Regions from separate parts of the Mus musculus genome. Here region 1 is linked to region 2. The links are chromatin contacts, found by Hi-C or POLR2A ChIA-PET in ENCODE. All regions are on one chromosome and are shown on one strand. The core of a region is the stretch at or near the end of the contact, and the rest is flanking DNA. Distances in the headings are between cores, read along the strand shown.

Region 1 (5,303 bases), core at 877-3,376, 430 kb before region 2:
CCAGAACCAGTACAACACTGGGACTCCACACTGGGGCCAGGGGGGGCAGCCAAGGTCTTGAAGGTGACTGCGGTAGCCTTGGGCAACTCCAAGTGGTGAAAGCTCTGGGAGAGAATTCTCTCCCCCCAAAGTGTTACAGCTCTAAAATGACAGATGCTCTCAGAAGGTCTTTGACAAAGTAATTCACACACCTTTATTCCTTGTGGTCAGGTTCTTATATACATTTTGGGGTCAGTAGTGGTCTAAAAGCAGATGTTTCCTATTGGCTTGATCTGAGATGTTAGAATGCCTCATCTGCATATGGTGACGCTTGGGTGCTACCCCTATGTGACTGACTGCGGAAGATCCTCTCCACGGGGTGCCAGTGGTCACATGAAAGGGACCTGGTGAGGAGTAGGTGAAATGCCTACCATCCTCAGGTCTCAGGGTCCTAGGGTTTCTGAATCCACTCAACCTGCAAGTTTCCTGGCATGGCCTACTGACCCATAGGTGTGTTTCCATGGTTTCTTGGGATGGTAGAGGAGGGAGGATACAGATGTGAGAAACATGAATAAATATGCATTTAATAGTATAAAGAATCTGTATTCATGTGTGTGCACATGTGCCTGGGAGGGGGAGGATTACAATTATTATATTTTCTCGTGGTTTACACAGGAAGCAAACTGAAACATGAATCCACTATGCTAGAGTCATGGTCATGTGCTTTCATGAGCATTTCCCTGCCATTAATGCCTTAAGCCAAGAACTATTAAGTAAGGGTTTTATGAAGTCAGATCTTTTTTTTTTTCCTTCTTCTTTTCTTTTTCTCTTTGGGCTAACAGTAAAACGCTGCATGTACCACAGAAAATGATACCTTGGTATTTAAAAAATAATCCGCTGAGGGGTTTCCATGAATAAATGATTTTCCCCCTTCTGTCCGAATTCCCTGCCAAAATATTTGAGACTGGACACCTAGGGTGTTTGCTTCCTCCTTAGGCTCAGGACTCCTCATTTCACATACTGTTGACCCAATAAATTCCATCTGGGATAGTTCAGAACCCACATCCGGCCAAAGTCGGGGAGGAAAAAGCTTGGTGCTGGAGCTCTCTCACAACCATACTTCCTGCTTCGCTGACCCTTCCACTCGCCCCTGCAGGGACTGTCTGAAGCTTCACTGGGGGGGGGCTTATTGAGCCACCCTTCACTGCATCTCAGCTCCATTTCAATCGGTTAGGCTCACTGGGAGTTTTAATCTGCTGGTACCTTTCCCATATTATTGCCCTTTATCCATGCCTTGGTTGGGACTGGGTTGGCTTTGTCTCTGGTTACAATGCTCAAGAGAGAAAAAACCCTGCTGTGTTCTTGGCCTGCAGATACCACGTGTTGCATGAAGCGTGTAAGCCTGATCTCACTCTCAGCCATCCTAAAGACACTCAGGACCTGTGGCTTACGACTTGTAGAAGCTATTTTCTCTATAAATTCTAGCCTATCTATGATTTCTATTTCTCCCGATGGCTTCGGTAGTTTCTCTGTGACTGTGTATTCCTTAAGCACCTCCCTCCGCTAGGAGTTTATAAACTTTGCCCACTTGGGAATAGCATGTCCTCTGTTTGTACTTGTTCGAATTATTTGAACTTAGGTATGCTCTGTGGGGGTAAAGCCACTGCTTGATACAACGTGGAATGAACTGCACACAAGTTTTATGGACTTTACCTCTGTTCCTACTGGGCACAAGATTCTGCTGATATTTTGCAAGTCAGCGAAGACTTCTCCAGCACTGGGTTGGAGTTACATGGGTAACTTTGCTCTAAATTCCCCCCTTTAATGGAAAAAAAATGGATGGAAAGCAAATGGGGGCATAAATCTTCCAAGTTGCTTTTCTGTGACCAGCCAGAAAGTCCCCAAATGGAGACACTGCTTGCTGTTGGCACAAGAACTCCCTTCATTCTGGTGTCAACAGGAAGTTACCAGCCAGGGCAGTGTTAGAAGGTAAAAGGGGAGCAGCCTGCTGTTAATCCAGTTGGGTCTTTCGTTTGGGGGGTTCATTACTTCAAACAGCAAAGCTATGGGTTGCTCTGTGATAGAGTGCTTTTGTCTCTACAAACCTTTTCCTTTTGTACTGCTCGTTATTGTTCTTGGCAGCCAGCCAAGCCTCACATCTTCTGGTCACAGAATTCCTTTCTGCCTACTCCAGTGTAGACTAAGGCCTCTGGGTAATACGAGACGCCTCAATTTCTCAGCAGACAGCACATTAAAGCGAGGTCTGTTGGCCAGATGCAGGGACAGGTGTTACTCTCCTTCAATTTACACCTGCCCTCATTTATTTGTCCTGAGAATGCTACTAACAGACTCGCTCCCAGTGAAGGAAGTGCGGTGACTTTTGTAGGCGGTGGGCTTTGGGGGAAAATGCTTCAGCTGCGCAGTAGTTTGTCTCCACATATACTTTCAGAGGTAGTACACTTCAAGGAAATGTTTTGTTGGGCCTGCATTAAGGAGCAAGAAAAGGCAATAGTATAGCGAGCTTATTAATACAACACATAGTGCTTTTCCCAGCTGAGAGTACCCTGACCCTCAGCAGAAGGCTGGCTTTTTCTTCTTTCTGAGAAACTGGAGAAGCCAAGTCAGTGCCATGAGAACTGGCTTTCTTTCATCCATATAAGCAGAGCCATCAAAGTATGAACTGGCTTAGTCCTCTCAAGTTTAATGTTGGTAGTTCTAATCCAGATTCATTTTTACAGCTCCATCATAGAGATGAAAGGGTGTCAAATATCACAGCATTTATTAATACTTCTACTATTCTTTCAAATGAGAGTTTGGAGAGTCTTATGGTTTTAATTACAGAATCAGATTATTGGTTGATAGAGTGCCCAAGATATGGATTCTATTATAAAAATCATCATTGTCTTAAGTTGATTGCCAACTTGGTTACATGAGGTTTGTTCCTCTTCTTGATCTGAAATTTAGCAACAAAATCCTCTTTTGAGTTGCCTCAGCAAATTTTCCCAAGCTACATAGTCAACTCCTTGGACCTACTTACCCAAGCTTGCTTCCCTCTTCTAGCCATCTCTCTCACACCCATCCTTTTCTCACCCATCAAACTCTACAAGTGTCCTGTCAGGTATCTTCTCTTGCAGGAGCATTCTTTCTGGAGTGTCTTGTTCAAGGGCTTGGGCTTTCCTACCGCTCTCTTCTTTGCATTTCATGGATAAGTTCATTATTCTACAAACTCTGAAAGTCTAGGAAGGGTTTTCTGCTCTACTCACTGATATGCAGTGCCTCACCAATACTTCACATTCTCAGGAAATGACAGTATCGTTTTCCCAGTCTGGGAGATATGCTCTCATCTTTGGCTTACACACAATCATCACATAAAAGGTTAGTCTCATCACTTCATAATGGGGCCCCTTTTGCAGGATAGTTGGCTGTGGGATTTGGAATGGATAAGAATATCTTTCAGAGTTGGGTGTGGTCATTCACGTTTATTCACTCTGGTGGCTAAGGCAGAATAATACTCATGAATTGGAGACTAGTCCTGGCTACATAATAGATAACAGAACTACATTTATAGCATGATACAAATTAACTAAGTAAGTAAATTTAAAATGCTCTTGATTTGATCCTCTCTCTCTCTCTCTCTCTCTCACACACACACACACACACACACACACACATACAGAGAGAGAGAGAGAGAGAGAGAGAGAGAGAGAGAGAGAGAGAAAGATGACCACTGTTCCTCTGGCATTCCAACTATGAATATTACTATGCATATGAGGCCTCCTTTTTTCTTCAGGCCTCAGTGTCTTTGTGTGGATCCTGTAGTCACCATTTGCTTTCTTTTCTTTATCAAATCAATATTGGCTTCTCTTTTAACCGTAAAACCCTATGCTAGAAGGGATTGGGACTCACGGACTTCAGAACAGAAGAAGCCTCAGAAACTGTTTAAATCATGGAAAACCACAGCAAGCAAACTGAGGCTCCCACCCGGAAGAACATATATGCCAGCTTGGTATCCCCCTCTGTATCCACCAGCAGCTTTCCAAGGACCTTCATACCGTGCTGCTTACTCCATACCCCAGGCTGGCTACCAAGGGCCTCCGGGCCCCTATCCAGGGCCCCAACCTGGTTACCCAGTCCCACCAGGAGGTTATGCAGGTGGTGGCCCTAGTGGCTTTCCTGTCCAAAATCAGCCAGCATGTAATCATCCAGGTGGGCCTGGGGGGACCCCATGGATGCCAGCCCCCCCTCCTCCACTGAACTGTCCACCAGGGCTGGAATACTTAGCTCAGATTGATCAGCTTCTGGTTCATCAGCAAATTGAGCTTCTGGAAGTCTTAACAGGCTTTGAAACAAATAACAAATATGAAATCAAGAACAGCCTCGGGCAGAGAGTTTACTTTGCAGTGGAAGATACTGACTGCTGTACCCGAAACTGCCGTGGGGCGTCTAGACCTTTCACCTTGAGGATCCTGGATAACCTGGGCCGAGAAGTCATGACTCTGGAGAGACCTCTGAGATGCAGTTACTGCTGCTTCCCCTGCTGCCTCCAGGAGATAGAAATCCAGGCTCCTCCTGGGGTGCCAGTAGGTTATGTAACTCAGACCTGGCACCCATGTCTGCCCAAGTTCACTCTCCAAAATGAGAAGAAGCAGGATGTTCTGAAAGTTGTTGGTTCGTGTGTTGTGTGTAGCTGCTGTTCCGACATTGACTTTGAGCTCAAATCTCTAGATGAAGAATCAGTAGTTGGCAAAATTTCTAAGCAGTGGTCTGGTTTTGTGAGAGAGGCCTTCACGGATGCAGACAATTTTGGGGTCCAGTTCCCGCTAGACCTGGATGTGAAGATGAAAGCTGTGATGCTTGGTGCTTGTTTCCTCATAGATTTCACGTTTTTTGAAAGAACTGGAAACGAGGAACAAAGATCAGGAGCATGGTAGTAGCTCCCTGAGAGTTCTTGAGGTTTAAGGACGACAATTTTATGGACCCTGAATGGAAACTGAGGAATCACAAGGCACACACCGTGGCTTCTTTTCCTTTACTGAAATAACTTTCTATCAACTCACCTGTGATGCCTGGGTGCCCTGTTGTACAATTATGCTCCCAAATTAGAGTTTATTTTTTAGAATTCTGTCATGTATTTGTTTTTATACATTCTTAAGGTTTTCACTGTGAATTTGGGAAAACAGTTATGTGAATTTATATACATAGAAATGATCTTCTCTATGAAAACATACTTTGACTTTGTCTTTCGTTTCCCATTTTTGTGGAAACGTAAATGCTATTGTAATTTAATATAAAACTACACATTAAATATAATTATGATTTACACA
Region 2 (5,696 bases), core at 529-3,028:
TTAGAAAAGAATGGAAAAGAACTCAACCTCCAAAGATGGGGGTCACAATTTGTTCTGAATTTTTAACACAGCAATGGAGATGTTGTCACTGTCAGCAAACAAAGTATGGAGATTACTGGCTACTGCACATGGGTTGTGGGGGAAGGCAAATCCTTTTGAAGTTTCAACAATGAGAATTGTGGATTAATGCTAACTCTCCTTTTGAATTAAAAGACACTTCATTCCTTTATGGTAATATATACAACTGAGACTGCTCCTCACCTAAAACACCATTGGTTCTACAATCAGTATGTTATTAGAGTTATGACTTCCAAGTGATAGCCACTATGGGTGGGGGCTGTCATGTCATGTTAGAGCACTCGCCTTATGTGAAGAACTAAAGTATACCTCTTCCCACATTAAAGTAGTTTTTAATTCCCTGAATTCTGATGACTCTCCTATGCTCAGTATCAAGAAATTCCCATACTCTACGCTGACCAAATATAACTTTAGCTTCTCTACCAATGCACTGTTCCTAGAAGACCAGAAAGTAGACCAGATTTGGCCCATGGCATCAAGCATATGGTCCAGTTTTCCACTGACTAACAGCAAATTCTGAGGGTCTTTCTGGAATCAGATAACCCAAAGAGAAAGGCTCAGAGAGGTTGTGGTCACTGGTCGATGGAGAGCATCTGCTGCTTAAGTCACATTACAGGTCCCGAATTTCCCCCAGCTAATCAGAGTCACAACATAACACACCCCTTCCCTTTTCATGGAGACTGGTCCCAGTCTCAAGGGGGCACAGATGAATGCAAACACTTCCTGTCATTTACTCCCCAAGCAATATCCCTTCCCACAGGCTAGCTATGCTTTAGACAAAGGGAAACAAACACTCCAGACAGGTGTGTTAGATAACAGGTGCTCACTGTTTTACGTTGACATCAAGTTATTTCATTTGACGACACAGGGGTATACAGCCCTTCTTAGCATGACTTCTCAGAAGACACTTTAAACGCACATGTTCAGCACTCAAACACTGAGTGAATCTGGACTCAGTGCCCCAAACCTTGTGAGTTGGCCTCTCTTTGAGAGCCGCAGTCTTCTCATCTAGTTCCCCCAGGGGAAAGGAAGGCTTAGTTTTATCCTTCCTTGGCACTACCCAGCAGCTCCCAGAATAGACAGTTAATTACTGAAAATCTCTTCGACCTCACTCTGGAGAATTAGATCCTAGGCTCTGTAGCTTCACCTGACTCCCTCTGCTATGAAGGGGCTCTCTGCACCCCATGTGACAAACCTGCCAGAGCATCCTTCTGCAAGCCAGCTGAACCAGGGAAGGCAGGCTGCTTGTCCTCCTACTCAACACAAAATGGAGACAGAGCTGCTGGTCGTGACTACAGAGAAGGCTAAAGATGTCTTTGGTCTTTCATCCTCCCGCCCAGCTGCTGGAGAGCCAGGGGAGTCTTTCAATTCTCAAAGGAACCTCAGCTTCCTGACTCTCCTGCAGGTCTAATACTCCCTCGTTAGTCCTGAAATCCTATTACTGAAAAGGCCATGTGTTTGATTCACACGAGGCTATGGTGAGGCCCACACCTCCTAAAAGTGGCATTTTTCACTGACACATAAAAGACCCACGGTCATTATATATATGGTTACAAAGAAATTTTAGAAGTGCTGGTCTTTAGCCAGATCCCTGTTGTTCTGCAACACAGAATACAAGATAAATTACTGCTTGCTGCTTCCTAAGCAAGTGCTGAGAAATCTACTGCAGGGTTTTAGGAGAAAAAGCTGACAGTAAGGAGGAAACGCTGAGGCAATACTGCCCCCTTGTGGCAGCACAAAACCATGCAAATGGTGTGGACATTAAAACATGTTTATTAGCATATCAAATATTCATGTACAGTAAGTTGTCATTTATCAAACAAAATTTGCTTCTGTTGCGTCTCTCTCTGGTCTCTTCTACTTACCCGCATCCTCCCCCTGGGTTCGTCCCAGTCTGGTAGACCCCTTTCAAATGCTTTCACGCCACATGTGCCTTTTGGCCCTAGAACCCGTCTTGCTCCCCTAGAACAATCGCCTATCTGGTGTTCTAGAATATACACATTCTCACAACAGTCAACATTTGCCTGTGTGTAAATAAGAGTATTTAGTGTTTAGGATCTCCTACAGACCCAAGTTACAAAGGTCGAAAAGCCCACGGCTACCCTTTCCACTGGCCAGGAAGAAGCCCACTGATGTCATTTTTACCTCTGAAAATCTATCACAGTTTTAAAGGTCCTCCGATAAAAGGTTCAATGACCTCGCCTTCTGAACTATTCCGAAGTTTTCTCGAAATCTAATAAAATTGCCATTTAGACCATCATGTGCCCGTTTCTTCTAGTCCAACCTGACTGCTATTAAGAGGGAAAGCAGTCTCTGTTCCTTTATTTATTTGTACGTGGTCAAAGCCAGGGAGACAGGGTCACAGCAACTGTGGCTTAGGTAGAGGAGTTGATCAATTTTGTTCAGAAAATCTCACAGTGGGGACCAGCAATGCTATGTACACACGCTGGGACAACGTCTTCATGTGAATGTGCTGTCATCATTGTCTCATGAAGGCAGGTCCCTGGCGCTCTCTGAGGTTTTATACAAACCCCTCTCCTCAGAGGGCATTTCAGTGACAGGGATTGAATGGTTTCATCTAAACATTTGGCTCTTCACCCTTTTCTAGGCATATAACTAGAAAATGGAGTAACAGCTTATATTCTTTCCTCTTGTCAGTGGAAATTTGAACATAATTAATTATTACCATGTCTTTTTATCATTAATACAAAGGCAGCTTGATGTTTTTATTTCCATCTTAGACTTCTTTATCCTAATTTCTGTTGTTTTCATCTTTTTAAAGATTTGTTTATATTATTTTTAATTATGTGTATGGGTTTCTGTATGTCTGTGGGTCAGTTCACGTGAGTGTAGGTGTCCACAGAGGTCAGAGGCATTCCGTCCCCATGAGGCTGCAGTTACAGGCATTTGTGACCCATCTGAAGTGGGCACTGACAACTGTACTTGGGTCCAGTGCAGAAGCACTATCGATTCTTACCTGCTGAGCTATCTCTTCAGTTCCTATTTTCAATTACTTTAAAAATATACTTTAAGGCATGGGTATGTATAATGTTTGTATATATGTGTGTCCATATATGTATATGTACATATTCATGTATGTGAATGTGGGCTCACTCATACCATGGCCTATGTATAGGGATCATAGGGTAAATTCAGTTGTTGATCTGCATCTTCCATCTTGTTTGAGTCAGGGTTAAGTCTATGACCATAACACCTTGACTCTTTCTATCCTGTCTGATTTTACAAGGTGCACAGGGTCAGAGCTGATTTGTATTTGGAAGGGAGATGCAGTCTCTTCACTGCATATTTCAGGCTACCTGGCTCAAGAGGTTTAAGGGTCTCTTCTTTCTGTTCCTCCTGTCTCTTCATAGGAAGTCTGAGACTACAGATCCTCACACTGTACATCCTGCTATATGTGGGTTCTGTGAACTCCATCTCAAGTACTCAAACTGGTAAAAGCAGTTTTACGAGGTGATCCCTGATTCCAGTGGCTTTCTGCTGAGAGATTACATTTCCCAGCTTTTGCAGTTGACTATGGAAATCACTTCTGTCCCTATATAAGGGCAGCATCCCACTTTGTAGGCTAAAGCATTACAGATTCTCTGCTCTCATCTATAGATACACATAAATTGTTATGGGTATGTAGATCACTGGGTTCAGTCTTAAAGAGATTCAAATGCCTTTGGGGTAAGAATGATATTAAAACATTGTTTTATGCTATCCTACTTTATTGAGAAGGCTAACTCTGAAGGTGGAATTTGGTCAATTTGTCCCAGACCCAAACATGCTTGTTTCAAAGACTCCTCCAAAGTCTCTATCCTGAGACCAGAAGCCAGCCACCTGACTTCACAACGGGCAAAAATGCAGAAAATCAGAATCACCCTGGGAAAGATATTTTTGCAGTGGAAAACAACTAAGAAGTAACCTATTTCATACAGAGGTTACAAAAGACAAGCTGTTTAACTCTCTAAATTTCCTCCACTTTTTTCTTGTTTTTGTTTGCTGTCTCTAAAGCATTTGTCAAAATTTTAACTTTCTGGGTTTTTGGTTTTTGTTGTTGTTGTTGTTGTTTTGTTTTTTTGTTTTTTGTTTGGATTTGTAACTTCATTGAGTGTGATTTTAAAAAAAAATTGTAGATAATTTTAATTTGCTATAATAATCCATGTTTGTAAGACTGATTCACCTGTCTTTCCAGAAAAGGGAATTTGCTGGATGTGCTGACTTTTGAGATACATGGTTTGTTATCTTGGATCATGACCTAGTAGCCATGTGGCTTGCCACCCTCTTGCCTGGTGACATCAGGATAGAAGCATGCCATGTGACTTTACTGACATCTTGGTTAAGACTATCACATGGTGTTCCTCTAATTACTATCGTCTTCCCCCCTTTTTTAACTAAAGAGGCAACATCAGGTCTCCATAATGGCTTATTTTATGTTCCCTATATTATAGGGGTAGCAGCACACCTTCAAGATACTTTAGATTAGCATATAGTATGATCATATTGGTCCAGAGAATGATAAATAACAAATGAGCAGAAAACCATGAACAAGGTCTGTGTAACATATATTTGATGATTAATGTTTATAAATTCCCAATGTTCTCTTTGCTGTTTTTATAGAGATTTAACTTGGAGAAAGTGAGTAATAAAAAAAAATCTGTAATAGTTTTTGTAAAAGTATATTGTAAAAAGATCTCAAAAATGAGGCTCCTACTCTTTCTGTGGACCGTATTTATGATTTGGAATTTATTTTGATACTAACAGATTGTTAATTCAAAATTGTGAATTATTAAGACACAAATTTAACAGGGATAAAAGCACAAAATCCTAATCTCATCAAAGAAACCAACTTTTGCTGGACAGTGGTGGTGCACGCTTTTGCACGCTTTTAATCCCAGCACTTGGGAGGCAGAGGCAGGTGGATTTCTGAGTTCGAGACCAGCCTGGTCTACAGAGTGAGTTCCAGGACAGCCAGAGCTATACAGAGAAATCCTGTCTCAAAAAAACAATAGAAAAAGAAAAGGAAAAAAGAGGAGAGGAGAGGAGAGGAGAGGAGAGGAGAGGAGAGGAGAGGAGAGGAGAGGAGAGGAGAGGAGAGGAGAGGAGAGGAGAGGAGAGGAGAGGAGAGGAGAGGAGAGGAAAGGAAAGGAAAGGAAAGGAAAGGAAAGGAAAGGAAAGGAAAGGAAAGGAAAGGAAAGGAAAGGAAAGGAAAGGAAAGGAAAAAGAAACCAATTTGTTTTAAACTGTTAAAGATAAATTAAAATATACAAGTTTGTGGTCATTCATGCTCAGTACAAATATAATTCATTTCCAGAGACAAGCTTGGAGGAACAGACCAACTTTTATCTTCCAAAGTATAAGAAATATTATGCATTGTTGTCAAAATTGAGCCTAAAGCAAGTCATTTAAAGCAAGTTTAAGTAAACTTAAAGTTTAGTTAAAGTAAGATAATATTCAAAATCATATATATAAAAAATTGGCTATGAAAGATTATGTGGAACTCTAATGTAAAGGAACAGTTAATTTTGCCTTATCCTTTTATAAAACTCTAGTACACGGTCCAGAGAGTTATACAATTGCATTTAACTCCTGCTAACCTTAATATAAAAGCTGCCATG

The links. Hi-C counts contacts between places; a loop is a spot of excess contacts on that map. ChIA-PET counts read pairs that join two places held with the same protein, here RNA polymerase II (POLR2A).
Region 1: a loop to region 2 is called in a map of Patski, with 3 times the contacts of the local background. The contact joins two enhancer-like sites. A Hi-C loop is called at or near these places in 1 of 37 maps with a recorded cell type or tissue (Patski). POLR2A ChIA-PET finds 5 or more read pairs at or near these places in 1 of 5 experiments (Patski).

What each region holds. Positions count from the first base shown.
Region 1 is chr1:81,741,592-81,746,894 of GRCm38, reverse strand. It overlaps the pseudogene Gm5530. Among named protein-coding and RNA genes, the nearest start is that of Mir6344, 390 kb to the left of the region's middle. Within about 2 kb of position 2,126, at least 1 of the 3 ENCODE cell types and tissues checked has a DNase peak (open chromatin) inside an H3K27ac peak, as active enhancers do.
Region 2 is chr1:81,312,881-81,318,576 of GRCm38, reverse strand. The region is part of intron 6 of Nyap2 (neuronal tyrosine-phophorylated phosphoinositide 3-kinase adaptor 2); the gene reads right to left. Among named protein-coding and RNA genes, the nearest start is that of Nyap2, 240 kb to the right of the region's middle. Within about 2 kb of position 1,778, at least 1 of the 3 ENCODE cell types and tissues checked has a DNase peak (open chromatin) inside an H3K27ac peak, as active enhancers do.